5 separate regions of the Mus musculus genome follow, and regions 1, 3, 4 and 5 are each linked to region 2. The links are chromatin loops, found by intact Hi-C in ENCODE. Cell type or tissue: heart. All regions are shown on one strand. Region 1 has its middle 14 kb from the start of Gm4311. Region 2 holds the start of Gm34636 (a long non-coding RNA gene). Region 3 overlaps Slc25a28 (solute carrier family 25, member 28). Region 4 overlaps Gm34922 (a long non-coding RNA gene). Region 5 overlaps Cnnm1 (cyclin M1).

Evidence for each region. Peaks named below come from ENCODE experiments on the same cell type or tissue, not always from the same donor. Only the 100,000 strongest peaks of a DNase experiment are listed, where the experiment ranks them.
Region 1: it touches region 2 in a loop (3-fold over the local background); 7 of 42 quality-filtered maps call a loop at or near these places.
Region 3: it touches region 2 in a loop (4-fold over the local background); 7 of 42 quality-filtered maps call a loop at or near these places.
Region 4: it touches region 2 in a loop (4-fold over the local background); 14 of 42 quality-filtered maps call a loop at or near these places.
Region 5: a loop joins it to region 2, with 7 times the contacts of the local background. A loop is called at or near these places in 3 of 42 quality-filtered maps.

What each region holds. Positions count from the first base shown.
Region 1 is chr19:43,653,705-43,658,704 of GRCm38, forward strand. No RefSeq gene overlaps it. Among named protein-coding and RNA genes, the nearest start is that of Gm4311, 14 kb to the left of the region's middle. In heart, a CTCF peak has its summit at 2,241 (motif pointing left); no DNase peak of the experiment used is centred here; H3K27me3 peaks cover 2,177 bases.
Region 2 is chr19:43,568,431-43,573,430 of GRCm38, forward strand. Gm34636 (a long non-coding RNA gene) reads right to left here and starts at 557. Exons shown (of 3, transcript XR_877867.2): 1 at 237-557. In heart, CTCF peaks have their summits at 43 (motif pointing right) and 2,726 (motif pointing right); a DNase peak (open chromatin) is centred at 2,771; H3K4me3 peaks cover 997 bases; H3K27me3 peaks cover 3,997 bases.
Region 3 is chr19:43,662,562-43,667,561 of GRCm38, forward strand. Slc25a28 (solute carrier family 25, member 28) reads right to left here. Exons shown (of 4, transcript NM_145156.1): 2 at 4,354-4,582; 3 at 3,211-3,267; 4 at 1,240-2,082. The coding sequence ends at 1,565. Among named protein-coding and RNA genes, the nearest start is that of Slc25a28, 9.8 kb to the right of the region's middle. In heart, a CTCF peak has its summit at 3,088 (motif pointing left); DNase peaks (open chromatin) are centred at 170, 3,270 and 4,700.
Region 4 is chr19:43,621,040-43,626,039 of GRCm38, forward strand. The region is part of intron 1 of Gm34922 (a long non-coding RNA gene); the gene reads left to right. Among named protein-coding and RNA genes, the nearest start is that of Gm34922, 7.4 kb to the left of the region's middle. In heart, a CTCF peak has its summit at 3,116 (motif pointing left); no DNase peak of the experiment used is centred here; H3K27me3 peaks cover 4,697 bases.
Region 5 is chr19:43,493,898-43,498,897 of GRCm38, forward strand. Cnnm1 (cyclin M1) reads left to right here. Exons shown (of 12, transcript NM_001373992.1): 12 at 1,062-3,313. The coding sequence ends at 1,141. Among named protein-coding and RNA genes, the nearest start is that of Got1, 28 kb to the right of the region's middle. In heart, CTCF peaks have their summits at 2,118 (motif pointing right) and 4,678 (motif pointing right); DNase peaks (open chromatin) are centred at 2,184 and 3,734; H3K4me3 peaks cover 1,143 bases; H3K27me3 peaks cover 714 bases.

The DNA of each region.
Region 1 (5,000 bases), 85 kb after region 2:
TCTGCCCTTCTCCAAGTCAGATTTACTGTTGTTGTGACAACATTAAGCCACTTTGGAGGGGGACACTTTACCTCCATCTAGAAAGAATGACTCATGTATGTGTTGGAGGCGGAGGGAATGGCTTATTAGCATCTTGGGAACTGGCAGACTCTCCGGGTGTACTCTCCTTCGCTGTTGGTTGTTAGGACTTGTCCGTGGGGCCAGGATTAGCACTGAGTATGTCCTCCCTAGCTGGACTGGGACAGAGAAAGCTGCAAATCATACCTCTCATCGGTGGGTGCTCCCTGCTGCTCTGCACTGCTTCTGAGCCTTTTCCCAGGTGGGACCCCGTCCGGCCCTCGGGGCATCTTCATCTCTGTCTTTCTGACAGAGAAACTTAGTTGTAGAGGTTTCTTGCTCCTTGTTGGCAGATGGAGGGAGCCATCTGGTGTGCCCGGTTGCGATAAGTGTGTATTTAATGAACAAAGGGACTGAGGAATGACTAACAGCTCATCTCTAAAACTTTAGCCAAAGCAATGTAGAAGGAAATTACTGCTCTATTTAATAGTCAAGTTCTCGGTCTGAGGTATAGCTCATGGCTTAGCACTTGCCTAACATGAGCAAGGCCGTTCAGTCTTGTGGTGAGTGGCACCTGCATATAGCATGCGTTTACACACATGGACTTTGGACACAGATGGAAGAGAAAAGACAAAATACTAATATAAGCAGTAAAATAAAAGAGTTGCTCTTTAAACTATTGGTTATACTCATTATACTTTCTATGATATAGCCTCATTATTTGTGAGTTTGTTAATTTGTTTTTGGGTTAAAGTCTCAAGTAACACAGACTGGCTTGAACTTGCTGCATACTGAAAGGTGACCTTGAGGTCCTTATCTTCTTGCCTCCACCACCCAAGTGCTGTACCGCCATGCTGACTGTATCCAGGCCGGAAGCTGTAACCCTGAACTTCTGGCATGGTAGGCAAACAATCTACCAACTGAACTACAACCTCCCTGGGATACATCCATTTTAATAAGAAAAGATACATGTGTAACACATCTCTGTGTATATAAATACTGTAGTTTTTAAGATGCCCTCTCCTACTTGTTAGTGGATTTGAGAGTAGTTTTTTTTTTTTCCAAATCTCTGTGTAGCAAAGGAAATAAATGGATTCCCTAATGCCCTACAAAACAGTTTATATGATTGGAGGGGGCAGAGACAGACAGACAGACAGACAGAGAAATTTGCAGTTTCGTCATATCCACATACTTGTAACCATGTCCCTCTTTCCCATCCCTTGCCAGTCCCTCTGTGTGGCCTCTGCTCCATACAGACCTGGAAGATTATACATGAAGAAACCCAACGGTCCATGGTTTTCAAGGCGTCACAGTGCTGAGACTGTCACTGCTGTCCCCAAGGGACTGTGCATTTGCCCCATAGGCAAGACAGCAAGTTCCTTCCTGCCCCTCACAGGGTCTCACTGCATAGCCCAATTCTTCTGCCTTAGCCTCCCTAAGTGTTGGGGTTACAGGCAAGTACCACCATGCCCAACTGTACAGCAGCACATTTACCTCTCCTCTGAGCCTCTTAAGACAGGAGGCATGGCTGCTGCTCCAATGGAAAGGCCAGGGTGAAGAAAGCAGATGTCTCTCGCAGGGTGAATGATGCGCAACACATCTAATGCTGGACACAGGCAACTTCAAGGCAGTCCTTTAAGAATAGATCCTGTGCTATGCTCCTTAAAGCTCTTTGACCTTGTCCTGTCCAAGGATTAGAAAGAGCTCTCCCAGGTATCATTGGGTTTCTTTGCTGGGCCACAAGACTGTAGAACATGTGAGTCCGGAGAGGAGAGGGGTGCTCTGGGAGAGAGGGGGAGCTGCGGTGCACATAAACTGATATATGTTCATTTGAGATCTGGGCCTACCAGAGACTTCTCTGAACCTAATTCCTTATTTCTAACGTAGCAACACGCCTGATGCTTTAGGGATTTGGACCTCGAAAAATGCTGTGGAGATTGATTTTTCTCAACAAAATGCTTATTGAGCTTGTTGTCAGGCCCTCTCTGTGCAGCAGACAGAGAGGTCCTAGGCCTCACGTTGAGGAGAAGAGCCGAGTCTCGGACAGTGATACACGAGAGAGAAAGACACAGGACACATGCTCTGGATGGAGGGTTGGAAGGGTTGCCATTTCAGAGAGAATTCAGAAAGATCACTCTGGAGTTAAGAGCATGAAGATGTGAGAGGGACGTGGCGCCACCTGCAGGACAGCAAGCAAAACGGAAGAGTTGTGTAGAGAAAGACATGCACCCCTTGTCTGGCCTCCCTGGATAGCACACATGAGCAGTTAGTTAGGCCTTTCCAGATGATCATCCTTTGTGGGTCTCTTGACTCTCTAGACAGCAAAGTGGCTGTTACAGAGATGTAAGTCTAACATTCGACATGCTTAGAGGCCCTGGGATCCCACTCAGGAGAGCCAGTCCAGGAGCAGCCCGAAAGAAAAACATCAAAACCTCCTTCAAGCCTCTGCTAGAGCGAGGAGCCCCTATTCTGCATGACCTGTTTTCAGGCAGCCTCTTGCCTGGGCCCTGAGTTTCCACAAGCAGAGATGCGAGCTGCAGAGCCTTGGGAACTCTTGGCTGGAACCCTGCTCTACAGCTATGTCCTTGCTATGATGATTCAGGCATGTTTCTTGCTTTTTAGATTCTTGGTTTTATCTCTATCTATCTATCTATCTATCTATCTATCTATCTATCTATCTATCTGTCTGTCTGTCTGTCTGTCTGTCTGTCTGTCTGTCTGTATTTTCACATCAGGACTGTGTTGTAAGAATGAACAGGGCCCAGAACATAGTGTATGTGCAAAAGTTTAAGCTATAGACTTTGAGCTAGGCACGTTGGTACATGCCTATAATGCCAGCGCGTGGGGGAACTGAGGCAGGAGGATTGCTGTTCATGGCTAGTCTGGATTATCAGTCAATTGCAGCCTAGATTGAGCTGCGCAATGAGACTCAGTATCAGAACAAGTGTGCTAAACAAAAATCAAACCACAGACTTTATAAATGTTTTTCCTTTGCCTACATTCCAGAAGCCTGGAGGTAGTAGCATGCGCCCAATACATTTGGTGTAAAAATGGCCCAGAGCATTTCATACTCAGAGTTGTTACTGCTAAGACAAGGCTATTCTTACCTGGAATGTGCTCTTGGAGGGCTAGAGCTGTCTGTCTCTGAACACCTGTGAGACAAGCTAAATCCCTCATCTAAGTCCTTGCTCCGAAGCGTTTTAACGTCTTGTTCTCAGATGGAAGCCGTGTCAAGCCATTAACTTGATACAAACAGGTACCAAGCCTGGTCTTTGCCTGAAGCCAAGACGCTGCACTAACTTCGCACCCAGCTTGGCCATCTTCCAGCTCCCGGGAACAGGGTATCCACTAGACCCGTGCGGCCTTGGGCTCACGGAGCCCCTACTCAGAACCTGCTTCGGCCAGGTGTCAGCATGGAGTGTGCAGCTTCGGAAAGTCAAAGCAGCTCAGAACCTGAGAACAGGGGCTTTTGAGAGGAAAGGGAGGCATGGCTGTGACAGAAGAGCAGGTGGCCTTGGGGTGGCTTGAGGATCCTAACAGCCAGCCCACTCACGGCTGGAGCAGGCTGGTGAGGGGAGTTGCTACCTAAGAGTTGGCAGACATCTATGGTGGACAAGGACAAGGCTCCTCCCATGTTGTCTCCTCCTTGCTTGTCCTGACTCCAAGTGCCACCAGCATTTCTTCTCCTTTGCTGAGACCTGACCCCAGCAGGGAGTAACAAAGTATCATTTTAGGCCTATAGGTTACATTTTCTGATTTTGATAAATATGTTGTGGTTATGCAAGAGGAAGCTTTTGTTTTTAGGAAAACCAGATGAAGATGTTTATGGACAGCAGGATGGGGTAGGGGTGAGGATATAAATGGATGGATGAATCTAAAATAACAGACTGAAGCTGGGTCTTAGTGGCATAGATAGATCTGTGATCCCAGCTACCTAGGAGGCAGAAGCAGAATCACAATTCAAGGCTGTCTGGGCTGTAGAGTGAGTTCAAAGCCAGCCTTTGCAATGAAAGCACCCCACCCCCACCCCTGAATCTCTGACTGACTCTCTCCCTCTCCATCTCTCTGTGTCTGTCTCTGTCTCTGTCTCTCTCTGTCTGTCTCTCTCTCTCTCTCACTCACACACACACACACACACACACACTCCTAAAGCCTGGGAATATAGCTTAGATATAGAGTGATATTCTAGGTTCAATCCTGAGTACAGAAAAACAAGAACAAAAGCTAGAGCAAATGGAAACAAAGACAATGTGTTGGAGCTGAGCGCTCAGCTTCTATGGCCCAGCGAGCCTGTTGTTACACTCACCCAACAGAAAAGGATGTGCCTGTCCTCTAAGCGGCAGACACAAGGGTGTTTGATGTAGTAAGAACTAGAAAAATAAGAATGCCGGAGGCCACTCGTGATAACCTGTGATGGTTAATTGTATGTTCAGATAGCTAGACAATCATGCTAATTTTATGTTTACTTGGCGAGACAACTGGGTGGTTGCTTGATAAAACATTTGTCTACATGCTGGCGTGAAAGCATTTTGGTACGAAAGCATTCATCACATCTGTGATGAACATCTATCAACTTTAAATAAATTCCATTGCATAAAATGTAGAGAGCCCTGGGCAATCACTTTCACTTGAAGGTCTTGAAATCAAAACCCTGGGCTGGAGAGATGGCTCAGTGGTTTAACAGTACTACTGACTGCTGTTCCAGAGGTCCCGAGTTCAATTCCCAGCAACCACATGGTGGCTCACAAACATCTGTAATGGGATCTGATGCCCACTTCTGGTGTGTCTGAAGACAGCGACAGTATATCCACATACATGAAATAAATAAATCGAGAGAGAGAGAGAGAGAGAGAGAGAGAGAGAGAGAGAGAGAGAGAGAAATCAAAACCCAGAGACTGCCCAGAGATGGAACCCAGATTCACAGTCTAATAAGTCTGTCTAGG
Region 2 (5,000 bases):
TGTGAAAGTCCGTGCGAAGGCAGGTACCCTTGGAGGCCAGAAGAGGGAGCCGAATGGCCTGAGGCTAGAGTTACTAATAGGCGGTTGTAAGCTATCCGACATGGGTGCTGGGAAATGAGCTCAGATCCTCTGCAAAAGCAACACTCTTAACCAATGAACTGAACTGTCTGTCTAGTCCCCACGTTAGTTCTTTTATATACAGGTGTATAGAAAAGTATCAGTTAAGAATTGCATACCTCCTGAAAATACCTTATAAAGCAGAAGTTTGAAGAACTCATATGCCGCAAATGAAAACACAGAATCCCCCTGCAAAGGGAAGACAACCACACATTAAAATACCCATCTGCAGAACAGAATAAGGAAAGCTGGAAGTACTAAGGATCCAACCTGTGCTCTTGATACATAGCATACTCATACATGTTCTAAACTCCATATGACCCTGTTCTTACTTTGTCTAGCTTTCAGGGAGATCTTAAAACAAGACAGGCATTTACTCACATAAAACAAGTGGAAAGAAAAATCAGGGTATGAAAAAGTTAAGACTGTCAGGCAACCAGGACTAACCACAAGGCAGAAATGTCACAGAGCAGAATCCACACTCTTGCCCTGTAGGCATGGGCTAGTGACCTTTCATCTCCCCCATATCACCGGTCTAAATCAATTTAAAGGGATCGGTGTAATTGCTACAAAGTGTGTTCTCTGGCCACAGTGGGATTAAAATGGAAACAAACTAACAAAACGATCATTGGAAACAATCCCCAAGCCTTGGGAAATTAACTGACACCTTCTAAATAACCCACAAATCAAGTAAAAGTCAAAGGGGAGACTAGAAACTTACGGGAGAAAATGAAAATTCACATTAGTGTTTGAGGGATAGTACGGAAGCAGTCCTCACAGTAAACCCAGAGCACAAAGAAGGAAAAGGTGGGCCACGTGACTCAGCAGGGAAAGGCATTTGCTGCAGGATCCCTGGGACCCACACAAAGGTTTCCAGAAGACAAGAATTAACCCCGCAAACGTGTCCTCTGACTCCCATGAGTACCTCTTCCTAAATACACATATCATGCATGCACAATAACAATTCATTAATATAATAAGTTATATAAATATATAAATTGATATAATTGATATAGAGATATAAAAATTCATTAATAAATTAATCTAATATTTTTAAAACAAAGAAAAGACTCAAGACAATGAGGGAAATTATCAGTGACTTCACCTCAGAAAACTGGGGGTGGGGGGGGAGAGAAAACAAAATTTTAAGTTGAAATCATCAGATAATAAAACACAGACATAGAATTTTAAAATAAGAAAAATATAAAAATCAAGGAAAATAGACGTTTGGTTCATGGAAGAGATTGATAAAATTAATAAAGTTGAGCCAGGCTACTCAGGAAAAAGAGAAGATAAAAATTATCAACATAAGTTACAAAACAGGCGGCATTTTTGCAGACCCCAGCATACACTGAAAAGCTGAGGAAATATTATGAAGAATTATACCAAAAAATTAATAACATGTAAAAATACACAATAATAATTTGAAAAGCCTCTTATAAAACAAAGAAATTTAATTAATATGCTGTTAAGAAAACAAACGACTAATGCACCCAAGGATGTGGGGGAAAGGACTCCTTACCCACCGCTGGAGGGGGTGTGAACCCGAAGCCACTGTGGACATCAGCATGGAGACGCCTCAAACAATTAAAGAGAATCTGATCCTCTCTTAGAACCTCTTGGTACAGAATCAAAGGGCTCAAAGCCAGACTACTACAGAAACCCTTGTATACTCCTAGTTACTGGGGCACCATTCTCATTACCAAATTACAGAACTAACACCTACCTGCCCACAAAGCCGGTGGATGGGTAAAGAAGTGTGGTAAGATATGCACATGAAGTTTTATTCGGCCATAAAGAATGTCAGTTATAATAGGCAAGCGAATGGAACCGGAGATTACCAACTTAAGTGAAAAAATTGCCAAGCTCAGAAAGACAAAGAGTAAATGTTTTCTCTCATGTGTAGAAGCTAGAGGATAGAGAGAGGGAAGGAGAGAGAGGAGGGCGGGGGGATGAACCTGAAAGGAGAAACACCGTGGGTGTGGGTGTAGATGGGGAGGACAGAGGTGATGAACGTAATCAAAGCATACGTGTGCGTGTATGGAAAGGGCCACGATGAAATTCTTGCCTCCACATGACTGGTATGTGCTAATTTTAAAAACAGAAGTCGTATTTGTAGATAGCTTTTCTAGAAGGAAAATTCCAGGCTCATATGGCCTCACTGGTGAATTTCCTCAAACACTCTGGGAGTAGAGAAATACCGATGCTATACTAAGGGCTTCCAGGAAGAAGAAAAGTAGGACCGCTTCCAAATCCATCCTCGGAGGCTCGCATGACCCTGAGAGCAACACCAGATGAAGACACTGGAAGTGAACTGTGGAGGCCAGAGACATAGCTCAACCGCAGCATCCATGCCTAGTGTGCCTCAAGGCTCCGGATTCTATCCCCAGCACGAAAAGGGGATGAGAGCAACAAGAATAAGTAGACCGATCTCCCTTAGGAATGCACGCATAAAGATCGTAAGCCACAGCTTATTCAAACAAAACTTCCAGAGATCTGTGGTGGTACACAGCTATCTTAGCAGCAAAGGTTGAATTGGAGATTCTTAATAGTTTCAGACCAGCCTGGGCTACACAGTAAGCTCTGGGTCCCCCTGCAACTGCCCTGAAAGGCCTCCAGGGGGAGCCTTAGCATTCGATTCCTTCGCTGCTGGCAGACACGCCCATCCCACGCTTCCCTTCCTCCCCACTCAGTTTCCTCCCGATATTCGGCAGGGCTGGAAGTAAAATCATTTCTAACCAGAAGAGGATCCAGACGGTATATTCATTGTAGGAATCGGACCCGACGGGCTGTCTGACTTTCCCTTCGCTCAAGCAGCCAGTGGCTCGTTTTGCCCAATTCCACACACCACAGGTTAGAGAGATCCTACCCTTTACACAGAAGTAGGACCTGCTACAAGAAGTGTTCCCCCGACTATTTGTCGTCTGGACACATGGAGGTTGAATTTCTTGGGGGATGGGAGGTGGGGTGGCTTGGATCTGGCAAGCTCTCCACCTGAGAATCAGGTTTTCGGGCACAATGCCCGTCCCATTGTGGCTCAGGAGCGAACTGCTGTTTCCTTCACGGAATAACCACCGACTCAGACCACAGCGTTTACGGCAATTGCTTCCCCTAACCGGTTCCCTTTACCAAACACGGCTGCTCTATTTTTCCAATTTTGTTTAATATTTAGACTGAAAAACAATAATGTAGCAGAAATCGCCATTCCTGAGAGTAAAAACCACGCGGAAGTCATCTTGGTATACCTTGTAGCGCTATGCCCTATCTATACAGGGAGATTGTTATGCACAAGATGTAAACACAGCAAGTAAATGAATGGTGTATTCCAGCCTAATTGGAGACTAGGGACTGTAGGTGTGGGAGGCCACGCTCGTGCTATTTCCACTTACTACACGCAGGCTGAGCGAGTGTCAATGGCTGTGTGTGACGCTCATAGCACAGATAGTGATTTCTGGAGTTGTGATGCGTGGCTCTGTTTTTGCAGAGCTAGTCAGAGTGATGGCTTATCCTCTGACTGGCTTGACCATGTCTGTTCACTTGGTGATCAACTAATGGCAGAGTACTTGTGTCAAATTACAGGCAACACTTTTTGGCTACTTCTCCTATGTGGCTACAAAGTCTCGTTCCTCTCTCCTTGAATCTGGCTGACCCTTCGTGACTTAATTCATCCAGTATCATGTGACAGAAGTGAGATTTTTGACACTTTAAAGACTAGGTCATAAGAAATCGTGCAGCTTTGGTCAGTGACGCTGGAGTAAATGCTCAGAGCATGCTGAGGCCACTCTGCTGTCTGGACTCTCTGACTGCCCACTTAAAGATGCCATTTAGAAAAGATTCCTGGGAGCTGGAGAGATGGCTCAGTGGTTAATGTCTCTGAATACAGCTACAGTGTAATCATATAAATAAAAATAAATAAATAAATAATATTTTTAAAAGGAAAGAAAAGAATCCTGACAGCTTCACATAAGAGGAACACTCAGGTGGCTATAGCCATTGCTGCCATTTGATAGTACCCTGAAGCATCTCAGAGGTCCATGTGTAAAGGCCCCAAGGGAACTCTTTATTGCCCAGAAGTATAAGAGATTATTTTTTAAAGAAAGTATTGATCATCTAGCCGGGCAGTGGTAGCTCACGCCTTTCATCTCAGCACTTGGGAGGCAGAGGCAGGTGGATTTCTGAGTTCCAGTCCAGCCTGGTCTACAGAGTGAGTTCCAGGACAGCCAGGGCTACACAGAGAAACCCTGTCTCTAAAAACAAACAAACAAACAAAAACAAACAGGAGGAGGAAGAGGAAAAGAAAAAGAAGGAGGAGGAGGAGGAAGAGGAGGAAGAGGAAGAGGAAGGAGGAGAGAAGGAGAAGGGGAAGGAGAAGGAGAAGGGGAGGGAGAGGGAGAGGGAGAGGGAGAGGGAGAGGGAGAGGGAGAGGGAGAGGGAGAAGGAGAAGGAGAAGGAGAAGGAGAAGGAGAAGGAGAAGAAGAAGAAGAAGAAGAAGAAGAAGAAGAAGAAGAAGAAGAAGAAGAAGAACTGAAAAAAAGACTTTCATTAGATAAGGTACTGGCATTCTCTACATGATTTCACAAGTTGTTGTGAATTCTAACTGGGTTACATATGCATGTGCTGTGTGGAATATGCATGTGTTCATATGTGTGAGTAAGTTTAGAGTGTTTAATTTATCTAAAAATAAATTCCCAGCCTACCTGATACGGAGAAGCTCTGTTTTGCAGGAATTAAACTTGGCTGAAGATCTTCCCTGAGTCCCATCCCAAAGCCTGACGCATCGGCGCTGGCTGCAGCCAGCAGGTGTGTGTGTAACCAGGGCACCGAGAGCATCTGCTGGCTTAGAGAGCCCGGACCCACCTCCGGCCCCCAGTGTCAGTGAGTCA
Region 3 (5,000 bases), 94 kb after region 2:
TCGTCAGTCCCCGTGAGACCACCGTGCTGCTGTCTAACAGCTTTCTCCTTGCCTGCTTGCCTGCCCGGTCTTGCTCTCTTTAATCCGTCTCCAGGAGCCCAAGTGATCTGTTTAAATGGTGAGTATGATCACGCCTGCCTCACTTAAACTTTGTAATGCTTCACTTCGCCTTAGGATAAACTCTGAACCTCTGAGCACTGCTCTAAGCCCCAGCCCTTGCTCCACTTCCCAGCTGCAACCTCACCCAGTCTCATCCGTGCCAAAAACTACTTACTCTCCCACCTCCACACTTCCCCTCCCTTTCCCCCTATTTGGCTGATCTGTCCTGGGGCCACCTAGATGTCATTTCTTCCAAGTCTACTTCCAGTCCTCCCAAGCTAGACTCGGATTCTCACATCCTCCAGGGGTATTCTAGGTTTAAACTACTCTTTTGGTCTCACTTGTTTTCTAGTCTGTTTATACATCTTTCTGCAGACAAGTCTCTCCTCGAAGTCTAAGGCTCTTATCTCTACCCTAGCCATGGAGGCCTGAGAAATACTCACTACTGAGTGGTAAATGAATGTGGACTTCTTGCTAGCAGCTGACCCACCTACCTCAGAGACCTCCAGACAGCATCCACATGGACAGCAGGTGGCTCTTTAGTCAGAGCCCCTTCCTGTTCAGCTCAGTTCCGAGCCTACTGTGAGGCCTTGGGCACACCACAGCCTCCCAGAGCTCCTGTCAGTCAAAGCCTACCTCACTACTTTGTCAGAACTAAATGAGATCATGTATGTTCAAGTACCTTGTAAAACCTTCAGGTAGGCTGAGGACGACTCTCAGAGGTAAACACAGGCCTGACACTCAGGAGGCCCTGGGCTCTCTCCAGGATCTCAAAATAAACACTAAACAGATTAAAAGTCCAGCCAAGTCTTGTCACACAATCTTCTTCAGGACGTGCAGTCTCAATGAAGAACTAAACTCAGTAAGTGTATTAGAAGGTGAAGTCACTGCTCAGGCAGAACCAGCATCAGCCCCAGGCCCTGACTGACTACTGGAAAGGCGCCAATGGGAGGAGGCACCTGCTGAGGGAAGGGAGATCCTTGAAGCAGACTTGGACAAGGGAGACGGCCCTAAACCTCCTAAATCACCTCGAGTCGGTGGAAACCAATCTACAGACACGCAAACCCTCCTGACTAAGCCTGGAGTCAGGTCAGATACAGCACTGCATGCCCCCTTTGGCAAGACAAACCCAACACAGCGTTTAAAGGCTTTTTTCTTTTTAATTAGGAACCAGGGGATGCGCTGCTTATCCTCTGCATCAGTCTAGAGCAGGTCGCCAGGCCCAGGGTGGAGACGGTGGCAGAGGTACTGCGGTGGGCTTTGCTCAACTTGCAGAGAGCCCAGGAAGAAAGACAACAGTGGCGACAGATGTTGGCAAGAACTAGTGTTAGCCAACTACAGCCTGGAGCAAGCTCTCTCCCTCCTTCCAACTCCTCTTGAGACTGGAGTGTGCCAGCAGCCAGAGAATGTGCTGGAAGGGCAGGATGCAGCCGTGCGGTCGGACCCTGGTCCACTCAGCATCCCTTCACTTGCCTGCCCTCCATTCCTCTTGCCGCTTTGTGATTAGGTATTTGAAAAATTCATACACAGACCATGCGATGGCTGTGGAGGGGATCTGGTAAATGACTCTGGCCTGCACCCCTCGGAAGTAAGCAGTCACCCCGCCTACTTGATAGACCGTCCTGAAGGCACTAGCCATGCCTGTGATGTGTCCAGTAATGTTTGAGTTCAAAGCCAGGGATTCCTGGGTGTTGAGCAGTGTTTTACAAACGTCCAGTGGGGTTGTGGCGGCGGCAGCTACTGCTCCTGCGCAGGCCCCACAGAGCACATGGGAGCTGGGGTTGTACCGTCTCTGGGGGTTAAAGTGCTCTTGCAGGAACTCATAGGTCATGAAGTGAATGGCTTGGAAGGGGACATTCATGGTCAGCTGGGTCGTGTAGCTGCGGTAAAAGGCCCCGGCCCCTTCATTTTGCCACACTGCCCGAACACAGTCTGTCACGCGGTGGTACGGCGAGTTGTACATCTGCATCCTCTGCTTGACGACTGAGAGCCACCAGGAAGGAGAAGGGGAAACGGGGCAGCAACCAGCCAGCGACAGAGCATCCCAATTCAGGGTTTCAAGTCAGCAGATCCGTCAATGTGGTGGGAAGAAAACAAAGGATGGTGAGTTTCCTAAGAGTCTGTATTTCTCTTATTGTAGTGAGAAGGAAGGAAAGGGTTAGTAAGAAAAATTCTAAAATGAGCCCACTCCTAGTAGGAATTCTTTAAAACCAACCAGCTAACACCCAGCATATCTATAGTTCAGTAATCCCGGAGGGAGGGTCTCTGTGAAATGAAGAGCTTAGTATTATCTTAACCTTTCTCAACCACAGATGGCTCAGTGGCAGTGCACACCGTAGTGAGCAGAGCCCTCAAGTTCCGTCCCTTTGGTATGATGGGAACCCTGAACTCAAAACTGAGACTGGAGGTGAAAGAAGAAAGAAAACGCTGCCATGAAAAACCACAGTTCTGATTTGAGAAGCGCTGGCTTCAGTTCCTAGCATTCCCTGTTCCCTTAGACACATAACATGGCTTGAGTTCTGTGCACCTCTAGCTAACTTTAGCTGTTTACATCCCAGTCTTGCCAGACCTACTAAGCTGAAGAAACATGGCCCCTAACCGTTGGCTGATCACCTCAATTCTCACCGAATGTTTTGGGAAAATTTCTCTCCACCCAAAAAGCTACTACCCTAGTAGCAAGAAAGGGTTAAAGTATACAATTTGGTCTTTCCCTTTTGTCTACATTCCAGTATGTGCAATACTTTATATTTTAAAATTATAAATTTTAAAAGACCTACATTCTTTGAAGAAACACAAAATAATTTGAAACAAATCAGAGATCAAATATACTACAAAGCAGACTTCTAGGAAAGGCCAGGCTAAGCCAACAGAGCCGTCACTTATTCCAAGAAAGCCCTGAAGATGAATTAAATCCCAAAGACTATGCTGCCTCAGTAACAGAGGCAAGCCCCCTCAAGTCCTGAACATGCGGAGGGAGGGAGCGCCATCTAGTGGTACAAATAAGAGGATTTGCCACAAAAATTGTGCCCCGGTTTTCTTTGCGAGACAGAACCAGAACCAGAACCAGGCATGAAGACTCAGCTGCCCAGAAGACGGCTGAAGGATCTTTACCTTCCGCTGGATTCATGGCTGCATCATGAAGTAATGTCGCCACACATCCGGCTGCACCTGCAAAGGAGAAAACAACTGCCACATGTCAGGCCGAGAGGGGGAGCGATGCGCTGAGGCCCCAGGTGAAGGTGAGTGACTCACAGGTTAGGGAAGGAAGGTTAAGAGTCAGTCCAAGAGGTGGTTTCAGAACCCACTGCTCCTGACTCCTGCTCCCAGAAAGGAAGGTATACCCCTCAATTAACAATGTCATCACTGCACATTCCATATCTGACAGGAAGGCCCGAAAAGAGCAAAGATGAGAGCCCAGGTGTTTTCAGTAGGGGAGTCTAAGAATAAATGCAGTTATGTCCTGGCAGGAAGCAGATGCACTTCTGGCGAGGCATGCCAGCACAATGGCCACCGGTGCAGGGAGAAGGGGGGGCAGATAGTCGGAACCTCATAATCTAATCTGCTGCTTCTCTGACTGCCTGCAAGCTGCCCAACCTATCTCCAAATCCTATCGTTCTATCGCTGGCCCATCCAGACCTTCCCTTTTGGCCCTAAACCACTATCCCGACTCTACACTCAACATGACTCTGTCTTCAACCTTGTATTGCTATGTCTTCATTTCCACCCAACGCCTAAAACATCTGGCTTCTCCAAACAGTCCCTTGACCCCATCCCCATCCATTTGTCAAGGCTTTGTCGTGTCCTCGACGACACCAGTGCCTCTGGTCAGGTTGGACCCTGAAAGGGTGAGGGGAAGAGCTGGGGCTCCATTAATGACATCCTTGAGAGTAGCTGGGTCACCTCCAATCCTGCCCTGAGAAGTAGGGTACCACCCAACTACCAAGAAATACATAGTGGGGGAGTTCAGTGTGTCTCCACATTACCAGGCATTCGAAGCTGATGCCAGGGAGATGAGAGGAAAGTCAAGCTGGTGGTAAGGGAGGACACTGTGACCTTTGCTGAGGCGCCCCATAGGAGGAGTGGGGTTGAAGCAGCCCGCTGTCCGAGCACGTCAGGTTTGGAGGTCCCTCCCCTATAATCTGGCCTACCCCAGCCCAAAGCTGCAGCTCCAAACCATGCGAGGCTGGGAAGCACTGACAGCAGCAAAGCCTAGAGAGTTTGGGAAGTGGGGACCAGCACAGGAAGGCTCAATACCATTGGCAATATGGCTATTGCCCCCTGGGTGGATTACGTCACTCAATGTCTTTTTTAACTTTTCGTAGCAGGCAAAATAGAGGGCGTGGGCAGGCCCCGCGCCTGTTGCTGTGACGTTCAGCCCCCGCATGGGCCTCCACAGGCCCTCTGTCCTCATGATTCTCCAGAGAGCCTCCAACACGTTCCGATAGCGGGCGGCTGGGTCAGGCTGTAGGCTCTGCATCCGGGTCTGAAATTACAGCAAAAAGAGCAAAGGCGGCGATTGTAACTTCTCATCTACCCCATCCCTCCGGCCCCAGGCACAGGGTAAGCCTGTGGGAGTGACATTGGGCGCCCAGCCTTTACAACTTCCCGAATCTATGAGTCATCTTTCCAAGCCTTGGACCTTTCTTCCTCTAGTCATCCACAGCCAAAAAGCAGAACACCATTACATCCCTAGAGAACACTGCCTATTGGCAACACTCTGCAACTCCAAAATGACCCAGTGCCCCAGTGATAATACCAAGTCTGAGATTCCCAAAGTTGCTGTTTCACCTTAATAAACTCACCTAAGTTTAGAGATCAGGCTAGAGAGCTGGTGCAGTCATTAAGAGCATGTACTACCCCCCACTTTAAAAAAGATTTATTTATTATATATACAGTGTTCT
Region 4 (5,000 bases), 53 kb after region 2:
TCTTTAGTGATTTTAACACACACTTGGTATTAAATACACACCAGGTTGGTATTAATACACACCAGCTTCAAACTCAAGATCCTTCTGCCTCCACCTCCCAAGTGCTGGGTTTCAGGCCCTTTCTATCATGCTCATGACTATACAAACTTTTCTATAGCCTGTTGCACCAGCTTATATGCCCACTGACCGCCAGAAACGCCACATGGCCACCACTACTTACACAGTATTTGGGGTTTATTTGTCTCTAATCTATGTCATTTTAAACCAGTGTGGAATTTAAAACAAAATTGTATTCACATGTTCAGTTGTAAAACTGGTTAGCTAGCCACAGTGGTGGTGGTGGTGGTGGTGGTGGTGGTGGAGGTGGTGGTGGTGGTGGTGGTAAAGGTGGTAAAGGTGGTGGTGATGGCAGTGGTGGTGGTAGTGATGATGGTGACGCTGGTGGTGATGGTGATGATGGTGATATTGGTGGTGATGATGGTGATGGTGTTGAATGATGGTGGTTATAACTGGAGTTTCTCGAGTCTGAGAGATGTTAGGCATGTATCCAGCTTACAGCACCCATAGCAGCAGTCAGATCTGCACCCGCACCACTGCCAGACTCTCCTTTGGGAATGGGATACTGCAGAGCACATCAGGAAGAGGCTAATGCTTAGCTATTGTAATCAATCACAGATCTGTTACTGCCCACCTCCCCTCCTGCTGCTCACTGAAATCCCACATGGAAGGAAGGAGACAGCAAGCCTCCCTGTCAGGCTGAAGCCAGGGCAGAGAAACCAGGTTTGGCTCTGGCTGCAGTTTCAGTGTGGGGCTTGGTTCTGTCATTCATCAACTAGCTTCGATGATCCTTGGGTACTGTATCTCATGTTGTGACACAAAGTCATCCCTGGGAAGGTGACAGCAGAGAGACTTTCCTCTGTGTCAGGGTGTGTGTGTGTGCACGCATGTGCGAGAGAGAGAGAGAGAGAGAGAGAGAGAGAGAGAGAGAGCAACAGAGAGACAAACACAGAGATCCCCTCCTATTCTAGGAATTACCTTGTGAGTTAAGTATCCTTTGTTTATATACTTTGAGGCTTAGAGAGATTTAGGTCATTCCTCAAGACCCACAGTAAAATACAGCAATGACCCCATGTGTGTGTAATCAATGCCACTGAGAACATTTCTGACGTCTTCTGTCTCCTTTCCTATGCAAACAGTGCGACTGGGCAGAATTTGACGTCTAGATCAAATTAGATGCTCCTGCTAACCCTCCTTTTGGATGGACCTAGATGGACCATGGGCTGCTTGCAGGTTAGCAGATGAGCAAAGAAACTGTTGTGCTGTAGTCTGAGTGGGATTCACGCTGTGTGACAGGGGGTTCTCAGACAGCTATGTGCAGACAGCGTGCTTCCCCAGGGGTAGAGAAGAGAGCCTCAAGCACTTCAGTTCAACAATGGAATATATATATATGTGTGTGTGTGTGTGTGTGTGTGTGTGTGTGTATACACACACACACACACACACACACACACACACATATATTTTTTTTACCCAAATGCATCCTGGTTTCCTTTAGAACACTCGCATCTTCTACCTTTTACTAAATGTGTCTCGAAAGGAGCTGTTTTGTAAAGAGTGTCTTTGAAATAAGGATTGTCCAACACTTGCTTGTGGTTCTAGGGTTTCAAGGCGCATATTACATAATATAACACAAACATAAATGATTATACAAGACTCACCCATTGGTTCACACAAACATAAATGATTATACAAGACTCACCCATTGGTTCATATGTGGTTTCAATCTCTAAGAAAAAGGAACAAAAAGGCACCTTGGACCAGCTTGAGAGTAAATTTTTGGGGAGCAACACAGATTAGTTCCCAGTCCACATGGAGCAGCTAGAAACTCATCCCCTCCAGTGGCTACTGGTGGATTCGGGCTTGACGTGGGTATGCCTTACAGCCCTGTCACTTGGTGAACCTCTCACAGAAGGGCTCAAAGGTCAAAGGTGTTGCTCGGTCAGCTGACCTTAAGGTTCCTTCCAGGCTTGAGATCTGCCGCACACCTCTAAATCCAGCCAATCACCAAAGCTCATCTCTCCTCAGCTCCCAAATTCTGTCTTGTTCATCCATCCAGCTTTCTCTCAGGGTCTTAAAAGGCCAAATACGCACTGTGGGTATTTGACCTGTATTTGGTGAAAGAATGCATAACTGGAGGCATAACCGAGCGCTGTAGTTTCTGTCCTACATTTCTGATTCCTGTGGGAACCTTCTGTTTACCTCCTAAAGAAGAGAATGTCGGAGCAGGAAGGGACCAACCAACCCAGTTTAGATGGTGATGCAGAGCCTTTCTCCCTGGGGCACCAGTAATTTCCCCACCGGAGTCTACTACTTCTTTTTTTATTTTATACATGTCTGACCTTTTCACCCATCTTGCTTTCTGAGTGCAGGCAGGGCTCAGAGGGGCAAGATCTTAGACGTTCCAAATCAGTCTCCCAGCTCTGTACTCTACATGTCTCCAGTTTGTGTTCAATGCTGTACATGATACTTGTGTAACACACACACCCTCCTTACACACTCAACACTGGGGTTATGAGCATGTATGCATGCTATGTATGACTATCTGGGGCAAAGACAGCTTCCACCAGGAAGCTACTATTCAGAATCTCTTTTGATTGAGTTCTTTTGGGTTCAAATACACTCCATGGATTTCTCTGGTATAGAGACATGGTGAGTTTTGTTTGGTTGTTTTACTAACAAGCCATAGTTCAACTCCTTAAAATATCAGAAAGTATTCTAGACATTCTAGAAGGTTTGTAGCAACTCTACAATCCCAAATCATAGTAGCTCCATTTTGCAGATGAGAAAAGTGAGTCTCGGGGAGTCAAAGCAACTTACTCAAGGTCAAAACTGTCGTCAGATCCGGGAGACTGATGTTGTCTTCAGAAGAGTCTTTGAGACATGCTGGCCAGCTCTTCTGCCCACCTCCTCAACCGCTGCCCTTGGTGAGGATAGAGCCACACTTGGCTCCACCAGTGACATCACCTGTTCAGCATCTTGTGAATGGCACCAGATCCCTGCCAGTGCCCTCTAGTGGGCTCAAGGAGGGTGCCCAACTCCTCTTGGCTGGTTTCAAAGGGTTTCAGCACCCTCTGGTGTTGGCCAGAGGCCCCAAGTCTCTCCAGGCTTGTCTGGACTGTTCTTTAAGGAAGGTTCTAGGCTTTCTGGATCCCACTTCTAGTCCTTTAAGGAAGACCCCATGCCCTGCTTGACGGTGACCAGAATAGGGTAGGGAAGTGGCTGCAGTCCAAAATTCCTCTTTGGAGAGTTAGCTAAGTGATCTGTCAAATCTCCAACTGAGGTCAAATCTTAGCTTCCTTACTCCTCTGACCCAGGACAGGAACCTATGCCTGGCTTCATACTAAGTACTGGAGTTTATTATTCCACCTAACCTTGAGAAGGTCTTAGGGCTGGAGAGATGGCTCAGCAGTTTTGAGCACTGGACCTAGGGTTCAATTCCCAACACCCACATGGCAGCTCACAACTGTCTGTGGCTCTGGTTCCAGGGCATCCAACACCTTCACAAAGACATCTATGCAGACAAAGCACCAATGCGTATAAAGTAAAGATAAAAATAAACGAGAGATAGAAACACAGAGAGAAAGAGAGAGAGATTTCAGTCTCTCTAAGCAGCAGTGCCCTCAGACAAATGGACAGCAAGCCTCTGCATAGGTAGCATGGCTGGAAGGCTGGCGGTTTCATCTCTCTAACAGGGCAGGCAGACCATCAGGTCAGTGTCTCAGAGTCCCTTCTGATGAATAAGCAAACTGCTCTAGTTGGATCTGGGCTCATATTGCAGCATCAGCATCTCTGGACACGTTAGAAAAGAGTTTCATTTACTCACAGTAGATGCAGCTTTTGCCAAGGGGTTGGATCGGCACATAGATGTGTGTTTGGCTGGGGAGGGGCAGGGGCAGGTGGTCACTTTAGTTCAGTGAACAAATACCCAACAAAATGTGGAGTTTTGGGTCCTGCGTATCATAACTGATGTGTTTATCCCCCGAAAAAAATGGCACTAATTTGACATTCTAGGGTCATTTACAGGACATCAAACAACCAGTTTTAGAAAAAAAAATGAGCAATAAACAGATAGGTGCCTTAGCTTCTTTTTGTAAAGAGAAGGAGTCCAGCCCTCTAACCAAGTTTGCTCAATTTCTTTGTAGAGCAGATATTTTCTCGTAGCTGGCCTGACAGTCTAAAGAATTCCTCCTTTGGGCTGGAGAGATGGCTCAGCGGTTAAGAGCACTGACTGCTTTTCCAGAGGTCCTGAGTTCAATCCCCAGCAACCACATGGTGGCTCACAACCATCTGTAATGGGATCTGATGTCCTCTTCTGCTGTGTCTGAAGACAGTGACGGTGTACTCATATACATAATAAATAAATAAGAAGCATCTATGGTGCTAGCTTCCCCACAGCAGGATGGGAGGCTGAGACAGGAAAATCCCGGAAGCCTCGGGCCTCACATATGCAACAATGAGCAAGAGATGTTGACTCAAACAAACTGGGAAGTGAGACCCAATATCTGAGGTTGTCCTCTGATGTCCTGTGTGCCCCATGGCATGTGATCATGCTCACACGTAAACATGCACACACACACACACACACACACACACACACACACACACACACACACAAGATCATAAGAATCACATTTATCTTTGAATAGAAGCCAAAGATCCTTTTCTATACCAACCATCTTGTCAAAGATCATTGTCAAAAAGCTGTATGGATTGCAAAGTGCAAAAGAAACAAAGGGAGATTCTCTTCCAATTGTCCTGAAGGGGCGTCTCGGGGTGTCAGCTGCCAGGAAAGGTCAAGTGATAGACCGTGAAGGTGACTTCTCTTATCCTCTGCCTTCTTTTCAGACTTCCCTCTATCCACTCCCTAAACAAAATTGGAGGTCCAGAGGAGGTACCTCATTTCTCAAGACATACAGGCAGTTCATTCAACCTAATTGTTA
Region 5 (5,000 bases), 75 kb before region 2:
GTGAGGCTTGCATACTCTTACCACAGCTCTGGAAATCCACAGCAGGGCCTGAGCCAGCGCCACACCTGTGATACTGCTCAAATCTGTCCCATCGCACTGGTGATCTCCTAGGACAGGAGTCTTACAGACATGTCTTAAAGTCAAATTCTGACTAGTCATGTGATTTTTTTATAGTAGGGACCTTTGGACCATAGGTCCGTTTGTCATATGTAGTCACAGTGGTAAGACTGAACGATTGTGACAGAGACCTTAGAGCCTGTAAAACCTATAATATTTACTGTATAGTCCTTTGGGAAAAAAACTGTGTCCAGGAGACTCCAAGAAAGGAAAGCAAAGGGCTGGACCATGTCTCTGTGGGTGAGGGTGCTTGCTGCCGGGCCTGAGGGCCTGAGTTCGAGCCCAGGACCCACGTGGTGAGAGGAGAGAATGACACCGTGGCACCCACACGACAACACACATCCATACACACATGTGCAAATGCGCACACATGAAATAAATATTCTTTAAGGAGGGGAAGGAGAGCATCCTCCTCCTGAGACAGAGGTCAACAGCTGAGAAAGCAGGATGAAAATGCTCCTGAAAACCCCCAAAGTCCGCCTTCGAGGGCATTATCCAATCAGCATCACCTGGCCCAGGGTAGGCGGGAGATGCCCTGAACCAGGGCCCTGGGGAAGTCCTGAACCCAGCTGTGGCCCATGGGACACGAAAGACTGGGAGACTAGTACTGTGTGGTGTCTGGCAGTCAGTTGAGCTGGGGCCTTCCAGGGAAAAGAGAGATGGCTTTTGGGGGACTACCTCAATCCCTTCTGTGCACCCTCTACTATACGCTAGTGCCAGGGGGACTGAGCCTTTTCAGAAATGCTCCTCTTTTGGGAAAGTGCTTCAAGGTGTAAAGGTGCAGACATCCGCACCATGGTTCCATTGCATGAGTTCCAAGGCAGGGCTATGTCTCCCCTCCTGCGTCTGTGAGGACAGAAGAGTCCTCAGGCTGCTGACAGTGCGTGAACGTCCCCCGTCCCCCCCCCCCATCCCCCCATGGATGCTGACAACCTGTTTTTCAGGTGGCCGGAAAAGAAAGAAGTCCGCAGACGGGGAGCGAGCCTCCGAGGAAAACTCCAATTTAACGCCCCTGATCACATGACCAGGTCTTCCCTCATTGGCTGAGTGTGAGACTCTGAGGCTTTGGGGGAAGACCCACCCTCCCGTCACTCGCCACCCCCAAGGCCTCCCATCAGTGACAGAACATTCGGCCCTTCACCCTTCACCCCTCAGTCAGTCTGGCACGTTTTATCAGTTGCCTCCAGTCTGACACAGAAGGAGACGCCTGTAATGGAAGACGCTAGAAATGGTTTTGTCTGTAGCATAGTCTAAGAACTGGCCAGGGCCGACGCAAAGCTGAGAATGCCATTCTGAGGCTCCCAATAATAATCTTTGTTCTTTGGTGTCCCTGGGCCACAGGAGACCCATGTCCTGGAATTCACCATTCTTTCTTCCAGGACAAAATAATGCTTTCTACCATAGTTCATGCTTAGCATTCGCTCAGACAGTGATGCGGGCAGAGAGGTGTACTGGAGTCTAGAGGAGCCGGTGTGAAAATCAGCTCCAGGGATGGACAGATGGACAAGGATTGTTCCCTGTTAGTGTGTGGATTCTCCCCACAGCCTGGGGAAGGGCAGTTCGGCTGCAGTGAAGAAAGAGAGAGGAAGCCCTGAGTCCCTGTATCTCCCAGAGACGTCAGTTTGGGCTTCCCGAGTCTATAAGCTTGCTTCAGAAGAGGAGGTTCAGGGGACACAGAGACCAAGTTGTGAGCCAGATACAGAACTTCAGGTTTTAAGTGAAAATAAAAGCAGGAAAAAAAAAAAAAAACAACTTACATGAAAAATTGTAAGTTGTTAAAATTTGTGTAGCCATGATAAACCAAAGAGTGCCCAGGTCGGCCAGGACGGATGTGCCGTGCTGTCACGGGACTTCACTGTGCTTGACACAGGAATGTTGAACGCTCATTTTTCTTTTTCACATACCCCCTCCTCAGGCCTCTTTACTACATCCCTTGCTGGTCAGCTAAGTATTCCAAAAACCTACCAGATCCAGGGGTTTTAGCCCTGGATGTTGGGGCAGATGCAATTCTAATCATAACCACAAGATGGCAGAGTGACCATGCATATCTACTCCTACGAATCATGTAGGTGTTGGGAAACACAACCAGCCCAAGGGAAAATTTCAAAGTCAAGTTTGAGTTTCTGATTCGTTTCCCACCCCATCCTTGCACACCTCCAGTCAGTGCCCAGAGATCCAGTGCTGCCTGCTGAATCTCCAACTATTCCCTAGCTGCCTCCCCCAACCTCCACTCCCACCCCACCCCCATTCAGTCACGGGGAAATACTTGCCCACAGGAACTTTTAACTCAGGGGTTGTTGACCTGGGGCCATTACCCCATGGGGGTCCATAGTTTGACTCCAGTGGGCTAAAGAGCCCTTAAAATTGTCGGAAGTGTTTTTGTGTGTTTTTCAGAAGCTTGAAGCTTTCTTAATATTCTCAAAGTTCCCAGATCCAGGAAGGCTTTTTAACTGTTTTGAATAATGGAACTTTCAGCCCGATGTTTCTGCAATGCAGAGTGAATTCTGGGATGCTTGAGAAGAGTGTTTGATTATAAAGTGGTGAAGCATTCTTGTCAATGGGGGAAGGTTGGGACCCACCAAGACAGGGTCCTTAGAAATCCCTGGCACACCACGCAGTAGGGTCACAACCTACATCCCATATAACTTTTGCCCACTGTCTACCAAACCCACAGTAGGTATTGCCAAGAGGGCCGTAGCCCATGGGAGGGAAGTTTGGAGCCAGAGATGCCTCTTCTGTGTATGTCATGGACTTCACATGCCCCTTGTTTAGCCTGGCTGCCCTGAGGCTCAGCCATGCATGTGTTCTAGCTAAGTCCACAGCCACCTCTCCCAACCTGCTCCTGCCTGCTCAGAATACAGTGCCAGCCCTTAGTGCTGGTGTCGCAGACCTAGGCCAGTAAGTGATGATGAGTTTGGAACAAGATCTCACAAGGGAGCCCTGCTAGGTAAAGTTCCCTCTCATTAGTCCTTTGGCCACCAGGCTCAGGCCACTACTGTTGTATTAACTCCACCCTCTGCAGACCCTCTAAGGGACCTGTCACCATTCCTTTCCCTAGCTCCCAAGCCCCACCCCCCCCCTCCGATTTTCTTCAGGTTAAAATACATTTTAAAAAAAGATTTTAAAATAAAGTATTTATGAAAACTCAATAAATTGTAAATAATTTTTAAATAAAATAAAAATGTGTTTTCCTGGACTAGCTGCTTTGCTTGCCCATGGGATTCTGGAGTTTGAAAATGGTTTCATTTGAGATGCGTGTCAGACAATGCACAGGTGTCAACATCTCACCTGTGTGGCCCACCTGCCTGCAGGGCACTAACTACCCTTGAGGCAGGTGCGAGGCTGAGGTAAGGTTACAGCAAAGTTCGGGTACTTCAGGTAGACTTTGCTTTGGGAAGTCAGGTGAGTCGGATTTTTATAGGAATGAACGGCAGAAGAGGGAAGTAAACCTAAGACTGGATGTAAGTGGAGACAAGGGGGTATTAAGAGGATACTGAGAAGGGCCAGTGGCTGCTGAACCCATGTGACCATGAGAAAAGACCAGGATGTTGGAGGCCAGACCCTACACCCCTGAGACTCTGCTGGCTTTCTCGGACCTTCTGGAACATCAAGATGGCCCCATTCCAGTGGTTCCTACGCAAAGGCTAGAGGCAGGAACAAGAAAGCAGTGGGCCAGAGGTTCCGTGTGCAGTTAGCTGGCTCCAGAAGGCGGACCAGCCAGGCAGCTTGCAAGCAGTGTAACAAGACCATTAGAGGGTTATGCTGGAACAATACAGGATTCTTCTCTGGAGACCCAATCGGGGCTATTCTTTCCTTAATACGCTAAAGGCTGTTTTCTCTGGGCTACACTTAGCAGGTGGTGTAATAAAGGCTGCTTAACTCATTTCTCAAAACTGCCTCTCAAAGGCGCTGATGCCTTTGGACAACTTGATTGAAGTTTTGGCAAGTTGGAGTTTTCTGTTTGCCCACCTCTGAAGTCTACCATGCACCCACATCTGAGAGCTCTTGCAGTGTCCCCCAAACATCCACAGAACCCCAGACACAGTACAGGACACGCTAACCAATTTGTCCCACTTCATCTTTTTTTTTTTTCTTTAAAATACTAAAAACTTTTTTAGCATGTTGGTACTGGCATTGAGACTTAAAGTTGTTTCCTTAATTTAAATAGTTTTGGCACTCCCCCTAGAAGAAAAATTAGAAATTTTTCTAATAAATAAATTTTTATAAAATAAATTTAAAAATAAAAAACTAGAAGAAAAATTCTCTTTCCCTAACAAGAAAAGTATGCCCTAGTAAGAGTTTACTGGGGAGCCAGTCAGTGGTGGCGCACACCTTTAATCCCAGCACGGGAGGCAGAGGCAGGCAGATTTCTGAGTTTAAGGCCAGCCTGGTTTACAGAGTGAGTTCCAGGACAGTCAGGGATACACAGAGAGACCCTGTCTCAAAAAAAAAAAAAAAAAAAAAAAAGGTGGGGGGTGGTTACTGGGTAGGACATTTTGGAGGGCCACATTGATCAAAATTGTTTTTTAAGATTTATTTATGTGTATGCCTTAGCATATGTAGGTACCCCTGGAAGCCAGAAGAGGGCGTCAGATCCCCTTGATCTGGAATTCCGGGCAGTTGTGGTTTCATGTGGGTGCTAGAAACAGAACCCCAGTCCTCTGCAAGAGCAACAAGCAATGCTCTTTTGCTCACAACAACCAAGTCTGTCCCCATCAGAGGTACTGGAGTCTGATGGCTTAAGCCACCCCTAGGGAGAATGCAAGAAACTCTTCCAGGGAAGGCAGCATCCTAGAGCTGAAAGAACAAACCTCAATAAAGGATACAAATGGAAACAAGCTGCAAGCTAACGTCTAATAACCTTTACCTCGTCCACACCCAGC